Regions from separate parts of the Homo sapiens genome. Here region 2 is linked to region 1. A link is an interaction called in ENCODE POLR2A ChIA-PET data of the cell type or tissue named here. Cell type or tissue: OCI-LY7. All regions are shown on one strand.

What was found. ChIA-PET counts read pairs that join two places held together with the same protein. Peaks named below come from ENCODE experiments on the same cell type or tissue, not always from the same donor. Only the 100,000 strongest peaks of a DNase experiment are listed, where the experiment ranks them.
Region 2: POLR2A ChIA-PET joins it to region 1 with 6 read pairs; 29 of 35 experiments call an interaction of 5 or more read pairs at or near these places.

The regions. Positions count from the first base shown.
Region 1 is chr6:132,807,624-132,810,123 of GRCh38, forward strand. All of the region lies in intron 1 of LOC107986644 (a long non-coding RNA gene), which reads right to left. Among named protein-coding and RNA genes, the nearest start is that of RPS12, 5.7 kb to the right of the region's middle. In OCI-LY7, no CTCF peak of the experiment used is centred here; no DNase peak of the experiment used is centred here.
Region 2 is chr6:132,500,007-132,502,506 of GRCh38, forward strand. The region is part of intron 2 of STX7 (syntaxin 7); the gene reads right to left. Among named protein-coding and RNA genes, the nearest start is that of STX7, 12 kb to the right of the region's middle. In OCI-LY7, no CTCF peak of the experiment used is centred here; no DNase peak of the experiment used is centred here; H3K4me3 peaks cover 684 bases; H3K27ac peaks cover 2,097 bases.

The sequences.
Region 1 (2,500 bases):
TCCGTCTGCTTTTGGTCACTCTCCAGTGTCTTCAGGTAGTTATTTTTTGTTTTGTTTTGTAACATTTTCAGAGTTACATTAGTTATCTGCAAGAAGGTTAGTCTTGCAGAACCTCCTAGTAATTAATATTTGTTGTATTTTATTAAACTAATAATCTTTGATGGATTGGGTGAAAAATCCTCTGATAGTCATTTTATAAAGCACTGCCTTAAGAGGCTTTTGATCAGGTCCTATAACCAAGACCCCTGGAACTATTCCATTCCTACCATTCCCTAGACCTGACTTCTCAAACAAACCGTTCTATTCTTACCATTCCCTAGACCTGACTGCTCAAACAAACTGTTCTATTCTTACTATTCCCTAGACCTGACTGCTCAAACAAACTGTTCTGTTCTCTGAGCCATCCAGTACATTTCTAATAAATTCATTTTTTAAATGTTGGCCACAGCTCATTCCATTGCATGCAAAGAATTATCACTGATACAGTATTATTCAAATCTTCTACAATGAACATGCTTACTTGTTCTAATATTTAAAAAGCAATAACTGTTATTTACAAATAAAGATATCATCTGTAAGTTGGAGACATAGGAGGGAAGCAGGCATTAACTGCAGCTCATAGTCATGTGGATAAAGTCAAGTGAAATCAGAAAACTAATATAGCAGACAGCATAGGATGTTCAACATTTACCAGCAGTGAAAATTGTTTGAAAATAACGAGGTAGAATGCTGAAACTGAAAAAGTGCTTAAGGGTATCTCGTATAATTGCCTACTTCATTTTGCAGATCCAGAGTTTGGAAATCTCTTGACCAAGGCTGCAGAGTCAGAAAATGATAGAGAGGAGAATCTAAATCAAAGAGTCCTTGAATCACCAGTCTGCCCTTCGCATTCATTTGTAGGATTAGAACCTACAAATATAAAACAGGACTTTTTTTTAATGTAGCTTCAGTTATAAGAATAGGAGTGGTACTGCCTTCATTCTAATGATTCTCTAATAAGAACTGCATGCATCAAATACATTTTAGAACATCAGGACTCATTTTCAAAAGAAATGTTGTGCAGATAACAGCAGGGGAAGCAGCAGAGAGGGCTGGAGTCTCCCCCACACCAGCCCTCTTTGTATCCTAAGGGAATCAATTTAATGTTAATTTAAGCTTTTCTCTACCCTCCACTACTCTTTATTTCATTTATAAATTATTGTGTAGCGGCCAGGTGCGTTGGCTCATGCCTGTAATCCCAGCACTTTGGGAGGCTGAGGCGGGCAGATCACCTGAGGTCAGGAGTTTGAGACCAGCCTGGCCAACATGGAGAAACCCTGTCTCTACTAAAAATACAAAAATTAGACAGGCGTGGTAGCGGGTGCCTGTAATCCCAGCTACCCGGGAGGCTGAGGCAGGAGAATTGCTTGAACCTGGGAGGCGGAAGTTGCAGTGAGCCAAGATCGTGCCACTACACTCCAGCATGAACGACAGAGCGAGACTCCATCTCAAAAAAAAAAAAAAAATACTGCGTAGTTGGTTTATAATTAGTTTATTTATAAAAATTGGCCAGGTGTGGTGGCGGGCGCCTGTAATCTCAGCTACTCAGGATGATACTTATAAAGTATTATCTCTAATTATATTCCATAGTATGTTTGTTTAGTTTCCATGAACTCTAAGTCAGCCCTGTAGTGTGCAGCTACTGTACCCCAAGAGTTGTGGGTAACATCTGGTAGCAATAAAAAAAAAAAAAGTGGATGGTTGGGCACAGTGGAGTTCAAGATCAGCCTGGGCAACATAGCAAGACCCTGTCTCTAAAGAAAACAACAACAACAACAAAAAAGAACAGATAAAAACTACAAAACAAGCAGGTGAAGATATATTCTTACTAAGACTTGTGAAAATTTAGATGATAATTACACAAAACCTCCAAAAATATAAGCTATTGGCACAGGCTTCATACTTAGCTATACAATAATCTAGCCCCATTCTCCCCTACAACCTTGTTTTCACTTAATAAACATGTTAACTTTACAAGCTACTACCAACAGCCTTTATTAGTCTATCCCACTCTTATTAGTGCATCTGCTTTCTTATTTTCTGTTTTCTTCTCTCTTTGCAACTTCTCTTTTTCCTTTAATTCTTCCTTTGATACAATGGGATTCTATTCAAATCTTTCTTCAGCTATGACTAATTTTTCTTCAGTATGTTTAAAACTACATGCTATAATAAATGAGAGTTAAGCCTATATGTTCCTGAGTTGCAGCAGTATAGTATTTTTTAGTTTTTTTCTCCTATTTCTTATCACTCATTTCCATCCATTGTATTTAGTTTCTACCCCCAAAGGTAAGGAAACTTGAAGTTTTCAAATTAAAAGTGATTTTCTGGGATGCTCAAAGCTTCCAACTAACTCCCAACAAATTCTAATTTATTATGGTAGTCCTCAACATGGCTTTCCTTTAAGTATGACATCTACACAAGAGGCTTTTTTTTTTTTTTTTTTGAGGTGGAGTTTTGCTCT
Region 2 (2,500 bases), 310 kb before region 1:
CATGCATCAGCAAGTCCCGCTGGCTCTACCTCCAAAACACACTCATTGCTTCTCTCCATCCCCACTGCCATCACCCTGGTGCAAGCCAGCATCCGAGCTCTCCCCAGACCTCTGTGATGACCAGCATACCTCCCTGCTATTCCCTCAATGTCTATTTTCTAAGCAGCAGCCAAAGTAATTTTTTCACAGTGTAGATCTGATTATGTCTCTCCTCTGCTTAAATGCCTCCAGTGATTTCCACTGCCTCTTAAAATGAAATCTAAACTTCCTGAACCACCTGCAAGGCCCCAGCTGACCCGCCAGACCCCTCTGGTTTCATCTCCTGGCACTCTTGCCCCAGATGCTGTGCTTCAGCCACACTAGCTTTTTCCCTTTTCCCTATTTTCTGAGTATTTCAAGCCCAGGTCTGCTTTTGAATTTTTAATGCTAGTTATTCCTTCTGTCTGAAATGCCCTTTCTCTGAATCTTCTCACTACCAGTCCCTCCTCATCCTCATTCAAAGACCATCTAAAGTAAAGGTAGCTTCCCCAGTCACTTGCTCTCACCTCACTTTCACTATATTTTCTTTACAGAAAGTTAAGTTGCTCATTATTTCTCCTTACTACACTGTAAACTACAATGAGAGCAGGACCTTATAGATTGTTTACTGCTACATTCCTACAGTTTGGAACAGTATCTAGCAAGTACTATGTATCCCAAAAATTATTTGTTGAATGAATCACAATAGAATATCAAAATTAAAACCCTCTTAGTCTGAACCATTATTCCTATGTTTAAAATTCTTATTAATAAGTCTGAGAAATATCTGACCATCCTTTTTCTGGTCACTGATAAGGAATCTCATTCCTCCTGAGGGAGGCAATTCTACCTTAACAACTTGGATTATTCAAAAGCCCTTCCTCCTTCTCAAGGTGAAATCTGACTACCTGTAGCTTCCGTACATTTGTGGAGGCCCCTATGTTCATGCAGGACATATGGCTTCTGTTTCACATATGACAGTGATTCAAACATCTGCAGATGGTGACTGTACCTTCACCTGCATGAACAGTCCCTGTCTTTTTTTTTTTTTTGAAATGGAGTTTTGCTCTTGTTGCCCAGGCTGGAGTTCAATGGCGTGATCACTGCAACCTCCGCCTCCCAGGTTCAAGCGATTCCCCTGCCTCTGCCTCCCAAGTAGCTGGGATTACAGGCATATGCCACAACAGGCCCAGCTAATTTTGTATTTTTAGTAGAGACAGGGTTTCTCCATGTTGGTCAGGCTGGTCTCGAACTCCTGACCTCCCGTGATCTGCCTGCCTCGGCCTCCCAAAGTGCTGGGATTACAGGTGTGAGCCACCATGCCCTGCCAACAGTCCCAGTCTTCTTAACAGCTCTTCACATAGACTGTGGAGTATCATAGCCAGACCTTCACATGATCCAATACTGCCCCGGATGTACTCGCACACTTAGCTACCAACCTGCCATAAATATTCAACTCTGGCCCAATCTGTCACTTCTCATCCTCTGGATCAACTGATCTCTTTCTTAGGGAACATGGCCTGATTTAAGTCAACTCTTTTCTCCTTCCAGTTCATGTTCACACACAATCTTCAATCCATGTATCTTTCATACTACCTACTGCTTGCTACTTCTACAATCTCAGTACAGGACAGTCATTCCTCATCCTCAATTCCTAACACTGTTTAGCTTTCCCAACACAGGATGCTTATCCTCTTCTTTGGAGAAAGGCCTCTTGGCCTCCTTTCTTGCATAAAGGTCCTAATTTTCCACATATGTAATTAGAATTATAAACTTCCTTAATTTTTGCACAGGTAGCCAGATACACTTGGGGCAGACCAGTGCTATTTCTAACCAGCAGCAAGGGAGCCATTAAAAAAAAAAAAGAAAAGGAAAGAGGCTCTTCTGTGGCCACCATCAGAACAGATCTGATGCCAGAGGAGCAAAGCAGAGCCAACGCCGGTGGCCTGTGACAAACTGCAGCAGTTCTCAATGTACCATTCCTACAGTCCCTGCTGTGGACAACGTGGTGCCTGGCACTGTGCACTTCCTTGTTCTTCCAGAAATAGGTAAAAAACCCAGAAATCACCCCAAATCAGAATAAGGGTTATTTTATACCACTGTGCACAGCAGCACCTTTTTAGAGTCTAGTTTTATTCTCTTTGCTCCTAAAACACACTAGCATCTCATTTAAATAATTCAGGTAGAGGAACAGCTGTTGAGGAGTTAATGATTAGATAAAGAAACAGAGTATGGTCATTTGAAAACACTATTTCTGCAATGTGTTAACATTCTGTTAAAAAGAATAGCCTTGTAAGGAACTAGGCTGAAGAATAAAACTATATTAACATACTCCGAAGGATGAAAGAGTTCAGGTAATGCCCCGAGGGCCAAACCCTGAGAGCAAGACTAGAATCACCCAAGGTATCTGATTAACCATAATTTACAAACAAAAAAAAGTAAAAAAAAATAAAAAAATAAAAACCTATCCACTCAAATCTGC